2 separate regions of the Homo sapiens genome follow, and region 1 is linked to region 2. A link is an interaction called in ENCODE POLR2A ChIA-PET data of the cell type or tissue named here. Cell type or tissue: endothelial cell of umbilical vein. All regions are shown on one strand. Links, peaks and the distances in the headings refer to the core of each region. The heading gives the core; the rest is flanking DNA. Region 1 overlaps CHAF1B (chromatin assembly factor 1 subunit B). Region 2 holds the start of DYRK1A (dual specificity tyrosine phosphorylation regulated kinase 1A).

Region 1 (12,178 bases), core at 3,315-8,314, 980 kb before region 2:
CATAGTGTCCACTGAACAACATAAATGTTGTTTTAATACCCTAAAAATCCTGACATGCAGCTAATTTTTTTGTATTTTTAGTAGAGACAGTTAGCCAGGATGGTCCTGGGAGGCAGAGGTTGCAGTGAGCCAAGATTGCGCCACTGCACTCCAGCCTGGGCGACAGGGTGAGACTCCGTCTCAAAAAAAAAAAAAAAAATGAAAATAAAAATCCTAATATGAAGGAGTGTGGGTGAAGCGTGGATCACTGTTACTGAATCACCCTGCAGATGCTGTCATCCTATTGTGGAAGGTGAATGATAACAAGGAGCCGGAGCAGATCGCTTTTCAGGATGAGGACGAGGCCCAGCTGAACAAGGAGAACTGGACGGTTGTGAAGACTCTGCGGTAACTTGGGAGGGACCATGGCAGTGATCTCTGTTTACGATGAGTGCATTAAATGGAATATACCTTTTGACTTTTTTTTTCTTTTCTTTTGAGATAGGGTCTCATTGTCGCCCAGGCTGGAGTGCTGTACTGTGATCACAGTACCCTGCAGCCTTGACTTCCCGGGCTCAAGTGATCCTCTCACCTCCCAAATAGCTGGGACTACAGGTGCATGCTACCATGCCCTGCTGATTTTTAAATTTTTTTTTTTTTTTTTTTTTTTTTTTTTTAGTATTTATTGATCATTCTTGGGTGTTTCTCGGAGAGGGGGATTTGGCAGGGTCATAGGACAATAGTGGAGGGAAGGTCAGCAGATAAACAAGTGAACAAGGGTCTCTGGTTTTCCTAGGCAGAGGACCCAGTGGCCTTCCGCAGTGTTTGTGTCCCTGGGTACTTGAGATTAGGGAGTGGTGATGACTCTGAAGGAGCATGCTGCCTTCAAGCATCTGTTTAACAAAGCACATCTTGTACCGTCCTTAATCCATTTAACCCTGAGTTGACACAGCACATGTTTCAGAGAGCAGGGGGTTGGGGGTAAGGTTATAGATTAGCAGCATCCCAAGGCAGAAGAATTTTTCTTAGTACAGAACAAAATGGAGTCTCCTATGTCTACCTCTTTCTACACAGACACAGCAACAATCTGATTTCTCTATCTTTTCCCCACATTTCCCCTTTTTCTATTCGACAAAACCGCCATCGTCATCATGGCCCGTTCTCAGTGAGCTGTTGGGTACACCTCCCAGACGGGGTGGCGGCCGGGTAGAGGGGCTCCTCACTTCCCAGACAGGGCGGCCGGGCAGAGGCGCCCCCCACCTCCCGGACGGGGCAGCTGGCCGGGCGGGGGCTGCCCCCCACCTCCTGGACGGGGCAGCTGCCGGGCAGAGATGCTCCTCTCTTCCCAGACGGGGCGGCTGCTGGGCGGAGGGGCTCCTCTCTTCCCAGACGGGGCGGCTGCCGGGCGGAGGGGCTCCTCACTTCTCAGACGGGGCGGCCGGGCAGAGACGCTCCTCACCTCCCAGACAGGGCGGCGGGGCAGAGGCGCTCCCCACATCTCAGACGATGGGCGGCCGGGCAGAGACGCTACTCACTTCCTAGACGGGGTGGCGGCCGGGCAGAGGCTGCAATCTCAGCACTTTGGGAGGCCAAGGCAGGCGGCTGGGAGGTGGAGGTTGTAGCGAGCGGAGACCACGCCAGTGCCCTCCAGCCTGGGCAACATTGAGCACTGAGTGAGTGAGACTCTGTCTGCAATCCCGGCACCTCGGGAGGCTGAGGCTGGCAGATCACTCGCGATTAGGAGCTGGAGACCAGCCCGGCCAACACAGCGAAACCCCATCTCCACCAAAAAAATACGAAAACCAGACAGGCGTGGCGGCGTGCGCCTGCAATCCCAGGCACTCGGCAGGCTGAGGCAGGAGAATCAGGCAGGGAGGTTGCAGTGAGCCGAGATGGCGGCAGTACCGTCCAGCCTCGGCTTGGCATCAGAGGGAGACTGTGGAGAGAGCGGGAGAGGGAGAGGGAGACGGTGGAGGGAGAGGGAGAGGGAGAGGATTTTTAAATTTCTGTGGAGACAGGGTCTCACTATGTTGCCCAGGCTGGTCTAATTTAGAAGTTTTATTTATATGAAACAGTCCTAAGACAATAGTTTTAAAGGATGAAAGCATAATTAAAATGGATTTTCTTAGTTTCGGCTATACATTTTTCTTAGTAAAAAGTATTCAATTTTAAAGATACAGCTATCCTTTTTTTTTTTTTTTTTTTTTTTAGATGGAGTTTTGCTCTTGTTGCCCAGGCTGGAGTGCAATGGCATGATCTCGGCTCACCGCAACCTCTGCCTCCTGGGTTCAAGCGATTCTCCTACCTCAGCCTCCCGAGTAGCTGGGATTACAGGCCTGCACCACTATGCCCAGCTAATTTTTTTGTATTTTTAGTAGAGACGGGGTTTCTCCATGTTGGTCAGGCTAGTCTCAAACTCCCAACCTCAGGTGATCCGCCCACCTCGGCCTCCCAAAGTGCTGGGATTACAGGCGTGAGCCACTGCGACCGGTCAGATATAGCTATCCTTGAAAGTAGTTTTTTATAGCTATAGCTAATATAGTGCCAGTGGAAATTTTGGAATCTCATTTTAATGCTTAGTTCTGGAGATTGTCCTTATATTTTTGATAACTTGTCCGTTTTTGAGTTAATAATTGCTTTTTGTTTTGTTTTGTTTAGAGTCAGAGTCTCACTCTGTTGCGCAGGCTGGAGTGCAGTGGCATGATCTTGGCTCACTGCAATCTCTGCCTGCTGGGTTCAGGGGATTCTCCTGCCTCAGCCCCCAAGTAGCAGGGACTACAGGTGTGCGCCACCACACCTGGCTATTTTTTTTTTGGCTAATTTTTTTTTTTTTTTGAGATGGAGTCTCACTCTGTCGCCAGGCTGGAGTGTAGTGGCGCGATCTTGGCTCACTGCAATCTCTGCCTCCCAGGTTCAAGTGATTCCCCTCCCTCACCCTCCTGAGTAGCTGGGTCTGCAGGTGTGCACCACCACGCCTGGCTAATTTTTTGTATTTTAGTAGAGACGTGGTTTCACCATGTTGGCCAGGATGGTCTCGATCTCCCGACCTTGTGATCTGCCTGCCTCGGCCTCCCAAAGTGCTGGGATTACAGGCGTGAGCCACAGCACCTGGCTGATTTTTGTATTTTGAGTAGAGATGGGATTTTACTGTGTTAGCCAGGCTGGCCTTGAACTCCTGACCACAGGCAGTCTGTCTACCTTGGCCTCCCAAAGTGCTGGGATTACAGGGGTAAGCTGCTATACCTGGGGAGTAATTGCTTTTTTCCTCTTTGTTTTTGGATTCTAGGGGCCACTTAGAAGATGTGTATGATATTTGCTGGGCAACTGATGGGAATTTAATGGCTTCTGCCTCTGTGGATAACACAGCCATCATATGGGATGTCAGCAAAGGTAAATGATATATTTTTGTTATTAGCAGGAAGAAATATTCTAAGCATCTATAAAAGCCTAAAAGTCTAACTTGCTTTAACTTTTTTTTTTTTTTTTTTTGAGACAGGATCTCACTCTGCCGCCCAGGCTGGAGTGCAGTGGTGCGATCTTGGTTCACTGCAACCTCTGCCTCCTAGATTCAAGCGATCCTCCTGCCTCAGTCTCCCAAGTAGCTGGGACTACAGGCATGCACCACCACACCCAGTTAATTTTTGTATTTTTAGTAGAGACGGGTTTCATCATGTTGGCCAGGCTGGTCTCAAACTCCTAACCTCAGGTGATCTGCCCGCCTCAGCCTCCCAAAGTGCTGGGATTACAGGCATGAACCACTGCCCCTGGCCCTAACTTACCTTAACTTTATTTTTTATTTTTATTTTTTTGGAGACGGAGTTTCGCTCTTGTCCAGGTTGGAGTGCAATGTCACAATCTTAGCTCACTGAAATCTCCACCTCCCGGGTTCAAGCGATTCTCCTGCCTCAGCATCCTGAGTAGCTGGACTACAGGTGTCTGCCACCACACCTGGCTAATTTTTGTATCATTAACAGAGACGGGGTTTCACCGTTGGCCAGTCTGGTCTCTATCTCTTGACCTCAGGTGATCCACCCGCCTCGGCCTCCCAAAGTGCTGGGATTACAGGCATGAGCCACCACACCCGGCCTACTTGCTTTAACTTTAAAAGCAACACAAAAAATTGTTTTAGTGAACTAAAGTAGGTGGTTGGCTCAACAGGATAGGGGTTAGTCCCATATGCTATGGATTGTCAGAGGGTAAGAGGCTTAGCACTGGTGCTGCAAGTTACTGATGCTGAAGCCAGGCAAATCCCACATGGTGGGGCCAGCAGATAAGATGACAGGCCCGGGCCCTGCCTTTATGGAGGTTAGGATCTCGGGAAGATTAACAAGTCACTTATAATTTATAGGGCATTGCATGCTAGTTGATGGGGTAGGTGGGATCAGGTTTCCATTTTAGAAGATCAAGGAAAGCCAGGGACATTCTGTTCTCTAGTTGGGGAGACAGTGGACATGTGAAAAGTTATAGTGGTGTGAAAATAGCTGTGAAATGCCAAAAGCAAGTATGGCTAACTCCTAATCATTTTTATCCCCTGCCATCCTTTACTCAAACTTTGTTTTCTCCCAAACCTCTTCCTGCCAATTCTACAACTCAAGTACCTGGGTAGGGCAGTTGTTGTTGGCTGCCACCGCAGCACTGTGTCAGCCCAGTTCTCATCCAGTCTATAAAAATTTTTGCTCTTTTTAGTACCATGCTGTCCAGCCAAGCCATCCTCCATCCTCCGTTCTGTCTTGTTTTGTGTGGTTTTTTTTTTTATTTTAGATGGAGTCTCCCTCAGTTCCCCAGGATGGAGTGCAGTGGTGCGATCTCAGCTCACTGCAACCTCTGCCTCCCGGGTTCAACAATTCTCCTGCCTCAGCCCTCAAGGTAGCTGGGATTACAGGCGCCCGCCACCACTCCCAGCTAATTTTTGTATTTTTAGAAGAGATGGGGTTTGCCCATGTTGGCCAGGCTGGTCCCAAACTCCTGACTTGAAGCGATCTGCCTGCGTCGGCCTCCCAAAGTGCTGGGATTACAGGCATGAGCCATTGCGACTGGCCAGGATTTTAGGTTTTATCATAAGTGTGATGGGTTGTTACTGAACCTCACCAAAAACCTCAAAAAAAAAAAAAAAAAAAAAAAAAGAATGACTTGTCAGGCACAGTGGCTCAGGCCTGTAATCCCAGCACTTTGGGAGGATTGCTCAAGCCTAGGAATTCAAGACCAGCATGGGCAACATGGCAAAACCCTCTCTCTACCAAAAAAATACAAAAATTAGCTGGGTGTGGTAGTACATGCCTATAGTCCCAGCTACTAGGGCTGCTAAGTCTCTTGAGCCTGGGAAGTTGAGGCTGCAGTGAGCTCTGACGGCGCCACTGCACTCCAGCCTGGGCAACAGAACCACACCCTGTCTCAAAAAAAAAAGAAAAAAAAAAAGGAATGGCCAAGGCTTCATAACTCTCTTGTCTTTTTATGCAGGCGATCTCTGTGTGCTAAATATTTTCCCCGAAGTCCCTTTTCCATCCCTGTTCGCATTGTCTGCTCTGGGCCCTCCTCATCTCTCTCCTGGTCTACTCGGTCACCTCCTAACTAGTGACCCTCTTTGTCATCTTCTAAACCTGTTTCACCTTTAAAATGCAGACAGCTTCTCAGCTTGAATTCACAGCCTTTTCCTTACACACAAGGTCTCTGTAATACTTCTCCTTTCCTCCTTATCTTCTGTTCTTGGCCCTCCTCTGTACCCATTAGCAGTTCTCAGCTACCTCTCCCTGCTCCATATTCACTTCGCTAAGCTGTTTTAACCCAGGGATTCCCTGACAATACCTTCTTCCACCCTTCATCCCCTCTTCATCCTGCCTGACCTGGGGAACTGAACTTAGATCTTCTCAGACCCTCCGCCCTGTGCTGTCAGCTCCCCTCCCCCGGTCCACATGTGTGATCCTTGCTTGTTGATGGGTCTGTCTGATCTGTGGGCTCCCTGAGGGTGGGGACTGCATGAAGTCATCTTTGTGACCCCAGAGCCTGACACAGGGTTTTAGTACAGAGTCTCTCACTTACTGCCTGCTGAGTGATGCGTGGTAAAGGGAATAATATTTAAGTCATAGTTTATACTATTTGGGCTCAAACAGGTTTTGGTAATGCTGTTTTGGTGCGTGTGTGTGTGTTTTTTTTGTAGGACAAAAGATATCAATTTTTAATGAACATAAAAGTTATGTCCAAGGAGTAACCTGGGACCCTTTGGGTCAATATGTTGCTACTCTGAGCTGTGACAGGTAAATTCAGCTTTGGCATTTACTTGGAATTTCTTTGTATTTACTTGGAATTTTCTGAAGAGAGGTATTTATCGTAACTTAGCCAAGATTTATCATAGTCTAACTTTGATTCTTTTGTTCTTGTTTTCATACTCATTCTTACAACATAATCAGAAATTGGAAATTAATTAGGACAAGTGCCTTACACGAAGTTTGTACTTAGTAAATCTTTTTTTTTTTTTTTTTTTTTAGACACAGTCTCACTCTGTCACCCAGGCAGGTGTTGTGGCGCAATCTCACAATCTCAGCTCACTGCAACCTCTGCCTCCTGGTTTCAAGCGATTCTCCTGTCTCAGCTTCCCTATTAGCTGGGATTACAGGCACATGCCACCATGCCCGGTTAATTTTTGTGTTTTTAGTAGAGACAGGGTTTCACCACGTTGGTCAAGCTGTTCTCAAACTCCTAACCTCAAATGATCTGCCTGCCTTGGCCAATGTGCTGGGATTACAGGCATGAGCCACCATGCCCCGCCCTGAACTTAGTAAATCTTTATTATTATTACTATTTTTTTTTTTTTTTGAGAGAGGGGCTTACTCTGTCACCCAGGCTGGAGTGCAGTGGTGCAATCACAGCTCACTGCAGCTTTGACCTCCTGGGCTCGAGCAATCCTCATGCTTCAGCCCCCCAAGTAATTGGGACTACGGGTGTGCACCACCACACCCGGCTAATTTTTATATTTTTTTGTAAAGATGGGATTTTGCCATGTTGCCCAGGCTGGTCGCGAACTGTTGAGCTCAAGCCATCTGTCTGCCTTGGCCACCCAAAGTGCTAAGATTACAGGTGTGCTACGGTGATTTTTATTTTTATTTTTTTTAAATTGTTTTTTGAGACAGAATCTCACTCTGTCACTCTGGCTGGAATGCAGTGGTGCGATCTCGGCATACTGTAACCTCCACCTCCTAGGTTCAAGCGATTCTCCTGCCTCATCCTCCTGAGTAGCTGGGATTGCAAGTGTGTACCACCATGCCTGGCTAATTTTTGTATTTTTAGTAGAGACAGAGTTTCACCGTATTGACGATGCTGGTCTCAAACTCCTGACCTCAGGTGACCTGCCTGCGTTGGCCTCCCAAAGTGCTGGGATTACAGGCGTGAGCCACCTCGCCCAGCCCAGTTATTTTAATGACTCCATTTAAATGGATATAAAAATAAACTATTTTTGTGCTTTCTGAAAAGAAGTCTTGTTGTCGTGTTTACTGGCATAATTGCATTTAATTGTATTGTTGGAACAAAGAGTTAGAAAAAATGAGGAGTGCCTCCTATATTACTTAATAGTCCTTTTGAATATTTATCTGACTACTTTTAAATAAAACAAATTGAATATAAGATGGCCTTGGAATAAAAGTGGTAGGGAGGAGTTAGTGTTTATTTTTCATAGAATCTTCTGTTGTATTCTAAATGCCATTTATTTTCTGACAAGTGTGTTTTATTCAGACAGTCATCAGTAAAACAATCTGATTAGCTAGTGGGAGTAATGTGACTTACCAATTTTTTTTTTTTTTTTTTGAGACAGAATCTCGCTCTGTTGCCCAGGCTGGAGTGCAGTGCCACAATCTCAGCACTGCAACCTCTGCCTCCCGGGTTCAAGTGATTCTTCTGCCTCAGCCTCCCGAGTAGCAGGGATTACAGGCGCCCACCACCACGCCCGGCTAATTTTTTGTATTTTTGGTAGAGATGGGGTTTCACCATGTTGGCCAGGCTGGTCTCGAACTCCTGACCTCAAGTGATTCACCCGCCTCTGCCTCCCAAAGTGTCGGGATTACAGGCGTGAGCTACCGCGCCCGGCCTGTAATATCCTTTAGGTTGTTAATACTTGCTTCCTTCTTAATTACCCAGTTGTGAATATCATTGGTAAAAGCTTTTGCAGGCTGAAAACTGTTGCGGTGGTAATAGGCTGTTGGTAATAAGTTGTTTCTGTGTGAAGCATAATTCATTTACTAGAAGTGGTAAATCAGACATGTTCTTTCTTCAGGGTGCTGCGAGTATACAGTATACAGAAGAAGCGTGTGGCTTTCAATGTTTCGAAGATGCTGTCTGGAATAGGGGCTGAAGGAGAGGTATAAAATATTTTGCCATTCTTTTTCAGCAGCGCTTTAACTGAGACTTAGGAAGTCATGAGCTCCTCCCATACCCTTGCAGCCAAATCACTGGCCACAAAGAGCCGATTCCAGAACTACAATAAGGCTTCCTTTTGGACAGTCAAGGCTCAGTTACTGTGGTGGGCTAGTCTGTATGGAAATGGGGACATCTGGAGACCAGGGTAGAGCCACTGATGGAGGACAGGACAGTGGTTTTCAACCCTGGTTGCACGGTGGAATCACCTGGGAAGAATTACAAATATGGGTGCTGGCCGGGCGCCGTGGCTCATGACTGGAATCCCAGCACTTTGGGAGACTGAGGTGGGCGGATCACTTGAGGTCAGGAGTTTGAGACCAGCCTGGCCAACATGGCCAAACCCCATCTCAATGAATTGCAAAAATTAGCCAGCTGTGGTGGTGCATGCCTGTAATCCCAGCTACTCGGGAGGCTGAGGCATGAGAATCACCTGAACCTGGGAGGCGGAGGTCTTAGCCGTGAGCGGAGATCATGCCACTGCACTCTAGCCTGGGCGACAGAGCGAGACTCGATTTCAAAAATAAAATGAAATAAGGCTGGGCATGATGGCTCATGCCTGTAATCCTAGCACTTTGGGAGGCTGAGGCAGGTGGATCACCTGAGGTCAGGAGTTTGGGACTGGCCTGGCCAACATGGTGAAACCCTGTCTCTACAAAAAATATAAAATTAGCCGGGTGCATGCATGTGATCCCAGCTATTCAGGAGGCTGAGGCAGGAGAATTGCTTGAACCTGGGAGGTGGAGGTTGCAGTGAGCTGAAATCACACCATTGCACTCCAGCCTGGGTGACAAGAGCGAAACTCAGTCTCAAAATAAATAAATAAATAAAAATAAAATAAAAATAAAAATATGGATGCCTTGGCCCCAACCTGAGTGGCGTGATTCACTTGGCTGGAGGTAAGCAGGGCCTCCATGATTCTCAGGTATAGCAAGGGCTGGTCACTACTGATCTGGGAAGATCCCTACACGAGGCAACAGAAGACAGGCAGGTCGAGCGTTGGATCTGTCTGGCAGCAGGCAGTTTACTATCTTGGCAGGTAGGTAGAGAGTTTTGCTAGCAGACAGCAGAGACCCAGCCAAAACACTGGTATTTAGGAATAGGAAGGATTTTGACTTTCAAATAATTGGCAAATGAAAATAGGACCCTTTTTGTAAAGGAATCAAGGCTACCGAGGCAGGCAGCGAGGTGCGGGGAGCAAGCTGGTTACTGGCTTCACACGGGGACATGGTGCAAATGCATCCAAGGAACCAGGGTAAGGCAGTGTGGGCTGGGCGCTGACAGGCACTGAGAGGTCACACCTGTGAAGTAAGAATAGTAATGCTTCCCGGGTGCGGTGGCTCAGCCTGTAATCCCAGCACTTTGGAAGGCAGAGGTGGGCAGATCACCTGAGGTCAGGAGTTCGAGACTAGCCTGGCTAACATGGTGAAACCCTGTCTCTACTAGAAATACAGAAATTTGCTGGGCATAGTGGCGCATGCCTGTAGTCCCAGCTACTCCGGTGGCTGAGGCACGAGGATCACTGGAACCTGGGAGGTGGAGTTTGCGGTGAGCCGAGATTGCGCCATTGCACTCCAGCCTGGGCAACAAGAGCGAAACTCTGGCTCAAAAAAAAATATGTGTATATATATGTTTTTGTATATATTATATATAATATATACTTTAATATGTTATATATTTATATTATATATAATATATTTTTATATTATACATAATATATATTTTTATATTATACATAATATATATTTTTATATTATACATAATATATATTTTTATATTATACATAATATATATTTTTATATTATACATAATATATATTTTTATATTATACATAATATATATTTTTATATTATACATAATATATATTTTTATATTATACATAATATATATTTTTATATTATACATAATATATATTTTTATATTATACATAATATATATTTTATATTATACATAATATATATTTTTATATTATATATAATATATATTTTTATATTATATATTTTATATATATAAAAATATATCTATTACATATATATATATATGAATAGTAATGCCGGCTTCCTTGTGTTCTTAAGAATTAAATGCTTGTTTGTTTGTTGAGACAGTGTCTGGCTCTGTCACCCAGGCTGGAGTGCAGTGGCACGATCTTGGCTCACTGCAACCTTTGCTTCCTGGGTTCAAGCGGTTCTCCTGCCTCAGCCTCCCGAGAAGCTGGGATTACAGGCGTGTGCCACCACACTTAGATAATTTTTGTATTTTTAGTAGAGATGGGGTTTTGCTATGTTGGCCAGGCTGGTCTCGTACTCCTGGACTCAAGTGATCCGCCCGCCTTGGCCTCCCAAAGTGCTGGGATTACAGGTGTGAGCCACCATGTCTGGCAAATGCTTGATGTTTATAAATAGTAGTAAAAACTGTCCCAGACAGGTGTTAAAGAAATGTTGTTTTAAAAGATTAATGATTACCAGTTTAATAATCCACTATTTTCTTTTTTTAAAGGGTGCATTTGTTAATAGCTGGATGTGGTGGCATGTGCCTGTAGTCCCAGGAGGCTGAGACGGGAGGATTGCTTTGAGCCCAGAAGTTCTAGGTTACAGCGACCTATGATTGCGCCACTGCACTCTAGCCTGGGTGACAGAGCGAGACTCTGTATCTAAAGAGTGCATTCAGTTGGAAATTCTAATGAATCCACACAGATAGAAAGCAGAGGTCTCCTGGTCATCTTCCCACTGTCTGCCAGTCTCAGGCCCCAGACATGCCACTATTGACCCTGTGGTTTGTGTTCTTAAGAGTTTTTAAAAATAATTTTAGAACCACATAAAACACACATATATACATATAGCTTTACCTAACAAAAATGTGTGGTCAGTTTTCATGAATGTTTACCCTTGCAGTGTTGTACAATTATTTGATTTGTAATGTGTTTCAGTTTCATTTATGATTATGTCAACAATAAATGACACTATGTAAAGAAAACCATAGGCACATATAGCAGTTGGGAAGCGTTTATTTGTGAGTGTAAAGATTTGGAAAAATGTTTAAGCTTTGTGTGTAGAAAACAAACAAAAAAAATAATAAAAATAAATTTTGTGTGCGACAGGCAAGAAGCTACCGGATGTTTCACGACGACAGCATGAAGTCTTTCTTCCGTAGACTGAGTTTCACTCCCGACGGATCTTTGCTTCTCACGCCAGGTGTGTTTCGTAGCTTTGGACTTAAAGGAATGATGGCCGAGTGGGGATGTCTGCTCCCGTTTTACGCTGCAGCTTATCAGCTCAGTGAATGCTGATTAGAGTGGGGGTCCCCGACTTACCTGCCCATTGGAACCTCCAGGAGAGCTTCAAAAAACACATTGGTGCCTATGTCCCATCCCTAGAGATTGTAGTGTATGTAATTGGTCTGGGTGGCCTGGCTTTTGGAATTTTAAGAAGATTTCCAAGTGATTGTAATGTGCAGAAAAGTTTGGGAGTAATGAGTTTAAAATGATAGGCATTTTCTCTTAGATAAATTTAACTTTTGGCTGGGCACAGTGGATCACACCTGTAATCCCAGCACTTTGGGAGGCTGAGGCGGGCGGATCACTTGAGGTCAAGAGTTCATGACCAGCCTGGCCAACATGGTGAAACACCCTCTCTATTAAAAATACAAAAATTAATGATGTGGTGGCGCATACCCTGTAATCCCAGCCACTTGGGAGACTGCGGCAGGAGAATCGCTTGAACCCAGGAGGCAGAGGGTGCAGTGAGCCGAGATCACACCACTGTACTCCAGCCTGGGCGACAGAGTGATATCTTATCTAAAA
Region 2 (12,178 bases), core at 4,739-9,738:
TCCCCCGGGCGAATCACGCGCCCTCCTCTGACACTCGTAGCGGACCCGAGCTCCGAATTTATCCTTCACGTGACCTGAGGGGGTTGGGTGGTTGGCTGGGGACAGAGGGGGAGACGGAAAGGAGGGAACGGAATCTGCCGTTACCTGAGCAACAGGCCCCGCCCGCCGGCTCGGGGCTGGGGGGCGGGAGGAGGACGTCAGCACGTCAGCCGGGGTTTTGCGTTTTGATTGACAGTTGCTATAGCGACCGGGTCGGTCCGTCGCCATTTTGTTGGTTGGTTTTTTTTTAAACCCTTTCGCTTCCCGCCCGAATAATAATAAAAAGCCCCATTGGAGTGAGGCGGGGGTGGCGGCGGCAACCGCGGCGGGGGTATCCGGGGAGACTGCTGCTGTCGCTGCTGCTGATCGCGGCCCAGGTCGGCCTCAGAGAGCGGACACCCCGAGCGGGGGGTGCGGGCGCCGCCGCCGCCGCTTCTGCTGCTGCTGTTCCTGCTGCTGCTGTTGGTGCCGCTGCCGCCGCCGGCGAGCAGGCGGGACCGGTGTGAGTGCGAGTGTGTGTGCGAGGGAGCGTGTGCGAGGGCGATTGTGCGCGCGAGTGTGCGGGTGTGTGCGAGTGTCTGTCTGTCTGTGCGGGGACTCGGGGGCGGGCGGTTCGGGCTCTCCTGGCGGAGGAGCCGCCGCCGCCGCCCGGGCCCCGGCGCTTCTCGCTGCGCAGGTTCGGAGCGCGCGCCATTTTGTGAGATTTACAAAATCCTCCTCGGGAAGAAGCCGCCGGCAGCAGCCGCCGCTCGGCGCCCGGCCTCGCCGACGCCGCCCTCTGCGCCGGGCCGGCCGTGCGGCCCCGCCGCCTGGAATCGGGGCCCGGGGACTGCGGTATTTGCCGGGGAGGGGGCTGTCGCCTCCCCGGCCCCGGGCGCCGCTGGAACCGCGAGCCGAGGAGAGACTGAGCAGGCTGCGGCGCGGCCAGGAGCCGGAGCGCCGGGGGCGGAGAGAGGCTGCCGGGGCGGCGCTGGCTGCGGAGGCCGCGGCGGGAGCGCGGCGCGGGAGCCCGAGGCTGAGACTCACCGGAGGAAGCGGCGCGAGCGCCCCGCCATCGTCCCGGTGAGTGTCCGGCCCGGCCGCGGCCCCGCCCGGCCTGGCGCTCGGCTCCCCCGGCGGCCCGCAGCCGGGCCGGAGCCGAGGCCGGCCGGGCGGAGGGAGGGACCTGCCATTTTAGGAGGAGGCGCCGCGGGCCCAGGGCCGGCCGCCGGGGGAGGGAGCCTCAGGCCGGGTCCCGGAGGAGCGGCGGGCGCGAGCGGAGGGAAAGTTGCGGAGGGTGGGAGCGGGGGCCGCGGCCTCCCGGGAGCCGGGGCCTGGGGGGCCGTAGACAGCGCCAGACCTTCACTGGCCGCCCGAGCGAAGGGGTGGAGGTTGTCTTCCTCCTCCTCCTCCTCCTCTTCCTCCTCATCCTCTTCCCCCAGCTCCTCCCTCGTCCCTCCTCTCGGTCCCCACCAGTGTGGGAACCGCCGGGGTGATTCGCAAGGACAATGCACGGGTTAAGAAAATGGGGCCGGCTGCCGGGTGGGCGAGGACGGCGGGGCCGGGCCGGGCCGGGCGCCGGCGAAGGTCGGGAGCCGCTGCCTCGGCGGCCCTGGGGGTCCGCGCTGGAGCGAGGGGCACTCACTGGCCTCCGAAGTTGGGCGGGGAGCGCGAGTGTCCCCGGCGGCTCGGGGTGGAGGGATGACCTGCCCGGCAGCCGGGGGAGTTGGTGGCTGAGGAGAGGTGAATTAGAATAGATACCTGTGTATCGCCACAAAACTTCACCAGTCTATTTATAGGCACAAACCCACTCTCGCTTCGGAGCCACCAAAGCTGCTGAGTAGCTCAGTACTTGGCGAAAGGCTCCTCCCTAATCTGAAATAGTTAAAAATGGTAAAATTAGTGAGTCAGTGACTCTGGTTACTTGCCTGTGCCTTTCGCCCAACCCTAGGTGACACGAATCCCATAATCTGGGCACAGCGCAGGAATGCTAGCACCATTTGGTTCTTGAATTCCGCCCAAATTGTCAGAAAATACGCCTTAGAACGTTGTTTTCACAAGTGCCAGGCTCTGTTTTTAGGGTTTTCAGTGGATCGACCAGCTTGCCCAGCCGGTAGGAACTGTTCCCATTTTATAGATGAGGAGAGTGAGTCTGGAGAGGGGCACTGACTGGTCTAAGGTCATACAGCTGGGACTCCAGGAGCCAGAAGGCTGTAGCCAGTCTGGAGTTGTGAATCATTAGGGTGTAACTCATTATTAGAAATACTGGCAAATTTTGGAGTGATTCGTGTTTAATGACTCAGGGTTCTAACCTAGAGATGTGTCCCCGTAAGGTTTTTAGCGTGGAATTACCTTTGTGGCTTGCCGAGGCCAAAAGGTAAGGTAATGGTGATGAGGCCTGTTAATAAACTTTTCAGGCCTTTCCCCCCCCAAGAAAACTATGTAGTCAATTTTTGAATGAAAGGAATTAAAGATATTCCTTGATGTGTTTTGTACTTCAAACAATTTTGATTATAGTCATTTTTTGAGTATTGATGAGTCATAAGAAAGTTTTGTGTAAAGTTATTTTTAGTTATTCTTTGAATGCTTAAGGGTTCCTCTGTGACCCTTTTATAGTTTATGTGTCCAAAGTATTAATGAATATATTTAGCATTTTGATTTTGAGGTGTTTTAATAACTCAGGGGAATTACCTTTAGCTTTTGTGTTGTTTAATTTCTCATGTCTTGATCAGTTACTTTAGGATAATATTGTTTTCAAGTAGACTTTTAAAAATGTGAGACCAGAACTAAAGTTTCATGTGTTAAGGTTTTAAGCTGCAGAAGATCATTTCAAAGAAACTGGTTATGAAAAAAGCTTACTTGATTATAGTCAAGATTTTTTACGCATACTTCAGGTATCCCAGTACTTTGGAGGATTTTCCCTGGTATAGCAGTGGTGTTTATGGTAGCTGTCCAAATTTATTTATACTTCAAACCATGCCAGAAAGTTAAGGATTTCTGTCAATGTCTACACCTAGTTCTCTTGTTAAGACTAGTAAAAAGTTCTCTTGTAAAAAGTTCATTTTTACCTCGAGAGGCATAAGCTCAGAGATTATTGCAGGAGGAAGGGTCACCCCTTGTGTTTGCGCCATGAAGGCACACTCCTTTTTACCTGGTGGGTGTTGAAAAAATATTTGAAGGAATAGACCTGAATGAATGGTAATTATTGGTAGGGGTGGGAAATGGACTAAATGACCTAGTGAGATCTTTGTTTTGAGATCTAAGTATAAGATCATCTCTTAAACCTTTTAACAATATTTTGGTGGAACCTATTAGAAACTTAACACATTATTGTGTGCAAGATATCTAAAAATAAGTCCAGTTTTTTAGAGGCAGTAACATTTAAGATAATTTAAAACATTCCATATTAGTGTAATGTCTTGTTAGGGAATGTGGACAGTAAAAACGACCATTTGTTAAATTTTTTTTCCCCTCCAAAATATTGTCTGATGTTTGCTCCTTCGTGTTACTTATGGAGAGTTACTGTTTATGACTTAAAGATATGGGGGTGGAGAGGCCTAGGTAACTGCAACAATGTATTTAGGTAATTTACATTAGGTTTTTAGAGGGCTATGACTATCTGCAAAAGGAAAATTCAAGATACCTTGTTATAAACATGGTATACAGTGACCTTTGGCATGCATTTTGTTTTGTAACTACACGAAGTGTTAATTTGGATTGAATCTTTGTTTTCACTTGAAAACCTTTTTTTTTTTTTTAAGAAATAGCTTGGAAATTTAGGCTGCCCTGAGGTGTTTTCGTGTGTCTGTTTATGGTTGACAAGTATCTAGTTATGAGAAGAAAATGTGGATAGAATTAACTGTATTATAGGCGAGAAGGGAATTGCCTTATAATCTTGTGCCACTGAACACAAGATTAGTAGAAGAGTGGGCTTCACTTGTGACTTTCTTGGTATTTGTGATTAGGCGTGTGCCAGTTTGTCTTTGCTTTGGCATTAGCTTTCCTCATATTTGAGAAGGCTTTCACGTTTCCTGTACACACACAGGAAGCAGTTTCACCCCTCCCCAAGAAAAAACTTATCTAAACCCAGCAAAACCCAAAAACTTCCAGAAAGTCTTTATCAAGAATTTAGTTCCTCATCCCCAAAGTTGTGTTAGTCTTATTTTGTAGTAATCATAAGCAGTTATTTAAACTGAACCAAGAATCTTTACTTTCTGTTGAGTGTTTTGGTGATTTTACCTCCATATATGTTCGTCTATTTTCGATTTAGAAGTAAAGATATTACGTGAAACTATTAGTAATGTTTCCTGAAACTTGATACTAACAGTTTGCTCTGTGAAAGTGAATTGTGTGACCAGTGTAATAGCACCTTATGTATATATGGTGGTTTTGCCTTTTAAAAGACTTTTTACCAGATGTTATCTTGACTGTTGGGCAATTTTCTGATGGCTAGAGAGGTGGTAATTTATGACCCAAAGCTTGCTCAACTTTGGATTAAAAAGTTTGGAGAGTTAAAATTTGTGTTTAATTACTTGGAAAAATCAGCAAATTATATTAAATTACCTAAAATTTCTCCTCAGTTGCTCCCAAATGAAGAAAGCTTTTTGAAATCTTGCCTTATGTCAGTGCTACAATTTTAAGCTAGAGTTGTAAAGTTTACCATAGAGTGTTTGAAAGTGAAATGTAGACTTCATGTGACTAAAATAATCATTGAAGGTTCGTTCATATTGGGTAATTGAAGAAAGATCTTATTTGTTAATACTGGCTACCAGCAGCCTTAGTTTGATTATTATTTTTTTATATGGAAACAAAATGATTTGGAAATATTGCACTGCGTAAGCCAGCTAGGTATTTAAAAAGTTAAGCTTTTGCTTTGAAATCCTACTTCCAGAGTACTAAAACGAGTGAGAATTGTTTATTGGTGATAATACCCTACGTTGAACACGTGAAATGGTGTGGTTTCTTTTGGGCATATATGTTTTGCTAATGTAGAACCATTTTGGTGTCTTGGCAATTGGTTCTTATACCAGAGCTATGTATCTTCTCTTCTAGAAAGCGATATTTAAAAGTTTGTATTACTGTTAAAACTAGGTTTTGACAAGTTACATAATTTTTTTTTGGTTTGGGGCAGATGCTCATATCTGATACATAGTGAGTAATAGCTTAAAATGTGTCTTTGTTCTTGTCAGTGAATATTCTTGTTTTATCTCCCCATGTTAGAAAAGTTTGTTTTAATTGATTTTTGGGGGGGGCCCAGTGAACTGGCTTAACATAGAATGAAACTGGCTTTCAGCATCAACTCTATTTTAAATAACATCCCTGTTCATTAAATAACCCCCTAATTTTTCTTGAGTGTATAACATTTCCAATGACAAGATTTGATTTTTTAATTTTTAAAAAAGCTTTCACAAAAAGCTTTTCCGTATTATCATTATCTATATTATTTGATAATATAGAGCCATTTCGACATCTTGGCAGTTGGTTCTTCTACCAGAGCTATGCATTTTCTCTTCTGGGTTTTTCACAAAAGCTTTTGCATGTCCGTAAAATGTTATGGACATGTATGGTTAAGGCTTGCATCTTGGCACCCATGTATTTGGGTAAAAAGATGCTTGAGGCCTGGCGTGGTGGCTCACACCTGTAATCTCAGCACTTTGGGAGGCCAGGGTGGGCGGATCACTTGAGGCCAGGAGTTCGAAACCAGCCTGGGCAACATGGTGAAACCCTGTCTCAAAAAACAAAACAAAACAAAAAAAAAACAGGTGTGTTAGTGCCACCTGTAGTCCAGGCTACTCAGGAGACTGAGGTGGGAGGATCAGTTGAGCCTGGGAGGTGGGGGGTTGCAGTGAGCTGAGATTGTGTCACTGCACTCCAGCCTGGGTGACAGAGTGGAGCACTGTCTCAAAAAAAAAAAAAAAGGTTTGAACTGTGACATCTGTCTGTCTGCTTGCTATCCAGTTATAGACAGCAGTTGAGGCAGCATGATACTGTGGAAAGATCCCCTGCCCATGAAACCATGAACAGAGGCTCCAGAATCTGGCTGATCTGAGTCTCAACAGGTTCTGTTGGCTGTGTGACTTTAGGTACAGTGATTTCACCAAACATCAGTTCCCTCATCTGTAAAATGAGGTTGATAGTAATTAGCATAGGAATCTTGTGAAAATTGAGATAATGCATGTACATTTCTTCATGGATTTCTTTCTCCTCCTTTTTTCTCTCCTCATCTTCATTCATGCTCATTCTGTGATCCTAGCATAAATATTTTCTTCAGAGAGGCCTTCCCCAAACCAGGTAGTCTTCCTTGGCCATGCATTCTTTTTTTTGGCCAAGCAGGACCATTTGTTTTTCTTTGCAACCCTTACTGCAAATATGATTATTCATATATGTTCTTATATATAATTGTTCATTAAATTTCATTTAATATAATTGTAAATTTAATTTCTCCATTAAATTTTAAAGTCCATTTGGACAGGAAGAAGTTTTTCTTGATCATGGCTGTAACTCCAGTGCCTGGCACATAGGGGGTTTAGATTCATAGAATGATAGAATGCGGAACCTGTATGTTGAATCCTTCCTGACTACCACTCCTTAGCCATGTCATCTTGGGCAAAACAGCTTCTCCTCGCTTCAGTATCCTGTATGCCAGATATAGATAGCACCGGCTGCCCTGCCCAGGATTTTGAGAATGTGAAATGAGACACTATAATGAAGTGCTGAAGTGTAAAATGCCATATAAATATAAAATGGCACAGTAGCAATAATCTCAGTAATGGGGTTATTCAGTAGGAAGCTCTATTGTGACTTAAGAGTATAGAATTTTAGCTTTGCTGAGTTGGTTGGTAGCTAATATTTAAGAGTTACGATAAATTTAAGCTTTCTTATATGTACCAGTTAGAATGTAGATGGGCCTGTTTCTGACTAAATACAGTGGCTTAAACGAGAAATTTATTTTTCCTTCATAAAACAACAGTATAACTTATCTAAGGCTGATATGGTGGCACCACGATGTGAGGGAGCTTGGTTCCTTCTGTCTTGTTGCTTTCCTGTGCTTACCATTTTCTTCATAGTACAAGGCAGTTTCTCACTACATCCACAGTCCAGGAATAGGATTTTGGGAAGGCACATTCCATCCCTTTAAAGACAAACCTGGAAGTTGCATACATGATTTTTCTTCATACCCTATTGGTCATAACTTAGTCATGTGGCCATGTTTAGATACAAAGGAGTCTGGGATATGTGGTCTTTGATAGGTGACTATTTGGCTGAAAATTTGGGTCTACTGAAGAAGGGGAGAATGGGGGATGATTAAACATTGCCTGTTACACTTCAAAATGTTTTGGGAGAAGCTTCCAGAAATAGACTTTGAAAATACAATGGATTGCATTAGTTAATAAGTTTATTTTCTGTATTTAATCATTAATTTTTTAAACTATGGTATGTGAATTCAAATAGACCGTTATGCAAAATATAAGTAAGTGGTCAGATTAGAAAAATGTAGCTATACTTTTAGTAGTGAAGGGATTTTGGGTCTAATAACAGTTATTTTACTGACGCTTTATTTTCTGATAGAAACATGGTTCTTGATTGCTGTGCTTGTATCACGTAAGCAATATTTGAAATCTGAGCTTTTGCATTTAGTGTTAATAGTCCACTGGACCAACTGAATGTCTTCTTGCTCATACCCTCAGCAAACAATGCTACAATAACACTCGCATGTTGTCAGGATGTCATAAAGATTTGAGTCACCGAACACTGCAAGAAGGATGATAGCAGAGATATTTAAACGTACATTTACTATCTAGTATGTTCCTCTTGAATTCCTGTGGATTTGAAAAAAGAGAAATATAAATATCTAAGATTCCCTTAAACTATGAAATATTATTAGCTCTAGTACAGACTTGGGAAAACTAATGGTTCCCAAACAGTCTTCTGGAGAACTTGTCAAAGTTAAGAGATTTCCAAGCTCAGATGCCTCTCTTTCTGTAGGTTTAGAGTGATGCTCTGGAATCTGCTTTCTTTTTTTTTGAGACAGAGTCTCGCTCTGTCGCCCAGGCTGGAGTACAGTGGTGCGATCTCGGTTTACTGCAAGCTCCGCCTCCTGGGTTCACGCCATTCTTGTGCCTCAGCCTCCCAAGTAGCTGGGACCACAGGCGCCTGTCACCACGCCTGGCTAATTTTTTTGTATTTTTAGTAGAGACGGGGTTTCACTGTGTTAGCCAGGATGGTCTCAATCTCCTGACCTCGTGATCCGCCTGCCTTGGCCTCCCAAAGTGCTGGGATTACAGGCTTGAGCCACTGGGCCTAGCTGGAATCTGTTTTCTTAAGGACTCCAGGTAATCCTGATGCAGTAGGAACATTTTGAGAAACACCAATAAAGTTCATTTCTCACATATTAGAGAAGGAAGTGGGTGCAGAGAAGCTGAGTGACTAATCAGTGCCTCAGAATAAGCAGGCCTGGGACTAGCATTGTTTTTCCTGACTCTTCGTTCTTTGTTCTTTCTACAGAAGAGGGAATAAAGGACAAGGTGTACAGAGTGCAGTGGGATTTTATAGGAATAGTTATCATCTTAAAGTAAGTATGTGGCTTTTAATGTGGGAGCTTATGTCTAGTGAATGGTTGGCCCAGTTGTCCTTTTTGCCCTATAGAAAAATAATGTGAATATTTAAATACTCAAGTGAATGTTTAAAGGTTAAGTGAATATTTAAAGGTGAAAAGCTGAAGGTTTTAAGTAAGGTTTTGTTAGTATCAGCACTATTGTGGGCAATGTATATACAGCATTAGAATAGATGTATAGGCAGCTACTTACTTGACATGATTAGAAGGAACAAAGGTAGTTCTTGTCCTCAAATTACTACTTTCCTTTTAGGTTGCTTGTAATTTTCACTGTTGGAATTCATTTCATTAGATTAAGATAAAATCTGGAATTCTCTAGTTTAAAATTTTAAAATTAGAATATTCCTAGAGGAATATTACTTTTTTTTTTTTTTTTTTTTTTTGAGATGGAGTTTCACTTTTGTCACCCAGGCTGGAGTGCAGTGGCACAATTTCGGCTCACTGCAACCTCCGCCTTCCGGGTTCCAGCAATTCTCCTGCCTCAGCCTCCCGAGTAGCTGGAATTACAGGTGCCTGTCACATACCCGACTAATTTTTTGTTATTTTTAGTAGAGACGGGATTTCACTATGTTGGTCAGACTGGTCTCCAACTCCTGACCTTGGCCTCCCGAAGTGTTGAGATTATAGGTGTGAGCCACCACACCCAGCCCTGGAGGAATATTCTTTACCTGTTATGAGGTTAACACTTTATTTGTATCAGTTATTATTATTAGATCTAGCCTGAAAACCCATAGCCCTAAATTGGAACAGGCATGCCTGTTTTTGCACCCAAAAGTTGCCTTTTGGCCCGCCAAGCCCCCCTCTTCCTATACCAATATAAACCTGAAACCGCAGGCCCCACAAGCAGACGAGGAGATGAAGAACAGAATGACAGAATGGCTTGGCAGAGAGAAGAGAGAGTCTGAGTGCTGGGAGGAGTTCCACTGGGAGTGGTCAAAGGGGAGAACAGCTGCTTAGTGCAGGTGTCAGTCCAGAAATCAGAATGATGCCTGCACTAAGAATGTTTTGGAAAGGAGGGAAGAACACAGTCCATGTGCCCTTTACTGAGAAAAATGAAGGGTATGTTTAGGCCAGGCGCAGTGGCTCATGCCTGTAATCGCAGCACTTTGGGAGGCCAAGGCGAGTGGATCACGAGGTCAGGAGTTCGAGACCAGCCTGGCTAAAATGGTGAAACCCCCATCTCTACTACAGATACAGAAATTAGCCAGGTGCAGTAGTGAGTGTCTGTAGTCCCAGGTACTTGGGAGGCAGAGGCAGGATAATTGTTGGAACCCTGGAAGCGGACGTTGCAGTGGGCTGAGATCGTGCCACTGCGACAGAGTGAGACTTCGTCTCAATTTTTTTTTTAAGGGTATGTTTAAGAAATATCACCTTGTGGTATGGTCATGGGAAGGTTCATGTGAGTATTCTCTGGTGGCCAGAGGTTGGTAGTGTTAGCTTGCTTCGATGGCTTCCTATCACTGAGAGTGTTGGTAATGGCACTGTGGGTAATTCTGCCTAGGACCCTGCGCTTGATTAACTACTGGACTAGAGGGAGTGTCCCTGTTTTCTTACTGTCTTATTTGTTAGGGCCCGTATTTGAGCAGTGTTATCAAACATATAAGGTACGGTTCTGATCATCTAGGATATTCTAGTTTTTAAAGAGATCCACAAGTAGTATATAGTTTAAAAAAACAAGCTCTGTGGAATGATAGCAGATCATTTCCCCCTTCTCATGTTCCATAATAATAACTGTTCAGTTTTTCCTACCAGAAATGTATGCATGTGTATATATACACACACAATTATATATATTATACTTTTAGTATGTATTGTGTTAGAAAACTATGTATGATTCCATTATTTTTAAGTGCATAGACAGGTGTGTGTGTGTGTATGTACACAGTGTCTGTGTATTTAAAATCCAAACCAAATGGGATCAGACATACTAAACACACAGTTTTGCAACTTAAGCTTTTTATTTATTTAGTTAGTTTTTGAGACGGAGTCTCGCTCTTTCCCCAAGGCTGGAGTGCAGTGGCGCAATCTCGGCTCACTGCAAGCTCCGCCTCCTGGGTTTACGCCATTCTCCTATCTCAGCCTCCCGAGTAGCTGGGACTACAGGCCCCTGCCACCACGCCCGGCTAATTTTTCGTATTTTTAGTAGAGATGGGGTTTCACCATGTTAGTCAGGGTGGTCTCCATCTCCTGACCTCGTGATCCGCTTACCTCGGCCTCCCAAAGTGCTGGGATTACAGGCTTGAGCCACCGTGCCCCGCATTTTTTTTTACTTGACCTATGTTAGAAATATTTCCATGTCAGCTCACAGAGCTCCCATTTTTTAAAATTTGGGACAGAGTCTCGCTGTCACTGAGGCTGAAGTGCAGTGGCATGATCATAGTTCACTGCAGCCTTGACCTCCTGGGTTCAAGCGATCCTCTCACCTTAGCCTCCTGAGTAGCTGAGATTATAGGTGTACACCACCACACCCAGCTAATTTTTAAATTTTTTGTTGAGACATAGTCTTGCTATGTTGCCTAGGCTGGTCTTGAACTCCTGGCCTCAGTGATCCTCCTGTCTTGTCCTCTCACAGTGCAGCTGTGAGACACTGCCCAGCCTCTATTGTTCTTAATGGTCGGAAAGTATTCTGTTCTATGGTTGTACCTCTGTTTAGTCAGACTGCATTAAAGGACATTTAAGTTCATATTTTTGCTCTTTTAAACAATGCTGGTGCGTACTTCCTTGCATGTATAGTTGTGTTCTGTGAGTATTGGCCATAGGATGTCTATTTATAAGGAAAGTGGCTGGTTCACCAGGTATATGGATATTTGAATATATGTTGCCATATTGTCTTCCAGAAAAGTAGCAGTAGTTTATGCTTTCACCAGCAGTGTCTGAGAGTGTATAGTTTCTCAAATCTCACCAACACTGTTGTTACCTTAGATTTTTGTGAATGTAATAGGTGAATAATGATGTCTAGTTGTTTGGATTTGCATTTCTTTAATTATGACTGAGTTTGAACACCTTAAGTTGTACTATAAGATTTTTATTTTAAATAACAAAATAATTCATTCTTCATCAGATGTATGTTATAGTTAAAGTATTTCCTGGGGGCCAGGCATGGTTTCTCACACCTGTAATCCCAGCAATTTGGGAGGCCGAGGTGGGCTGATCACCTGAGGTTGGGAGTTTGAGACGACCCTGACCGACATGGAGAAACCCTGTCTCTACTAAAAATACAAAATCAGCCGGGTGTGGTGGTACATGCCTGTAATCCCAGCTACTGGGGAGGCTGAGGCAGGAGAATTGCTTGAACCTGGGAGGCGGACGTGGTGGTGAGCCGGAGATCACGCCATTGCACTCCAGCCTGGGCAACAAGAGCGAAACTCCATCTCGAAAAACAAAACAAAAGTATTTTTTGGGTTCCCTTTATTTCGTTACTCTGTTGATTGAATAACTGATGTTTTGATAAATTGTAAATGCCTACAGAAAAGGGGGCTCTTGTTCTTCTTCAATTGAGTGAACATTTGCATGTCCTCTGTATGAGATATGAGTCGTGGTAGAAGC

Evidence for each region. Peaks named below come from ENCODE experiments on the same cell type or tissue, not always from the same donor. Only the 100,000 strongest peaks of a DNase experiment are listed, where the experiment ranks them.
Region 1: POLR2A ChIA-PET joins it to region 2 with 5 read pairs; 2 of 35 experiments call an interaction of 5 or more read pairs at or near these places.

The regions. Positions count from the first base shown.
Region 1 is chr21:36,391,282-36,403,459 of GRCh38, forward strand. It overlaps CHAF1B (chromatin assembly factor 1 subunit B), which reads left to right. Exons shown (of 14, transcript NM_005441.3): 4 at 270-387; 5 at 3,266-3,369; 6 at 6,134-6,230; 7 at 8,240-8,324; 8 at 11,477-11,570. Among named protein-coding and RNA genes, the nearest start is that of CHAF1B, 12 kb to the left of the region's middle. In endothelial cell of umbilical vein, for the core only: no CTCF peak of the experiment used is centred there; no DNase peak of the experiment used is centred there.
Region 2 is chr21:37,366,528-37,378,705 of GRCh38, forward strand. It overlaps DYRK1A (dual specificity tyrosine phosphorylation regulated kinase 1A), which reads left to right and starts at 246. Exons shown (of 12, transcript NM_001347721.2): 1 at 246-1,101. RefSeq lists silencers at 559-708, 899-978, 1,219-1,358, 1,469-1,748 and an enhancer at 632-1,556. In endothelial cell of umbilical vein, for the core only: no CTCF peak of the experiment used is centred there; DNase peaks (open chromatin) are centred at 7,724 and 8,474; H3K27ac peaks cover 2,758 bases.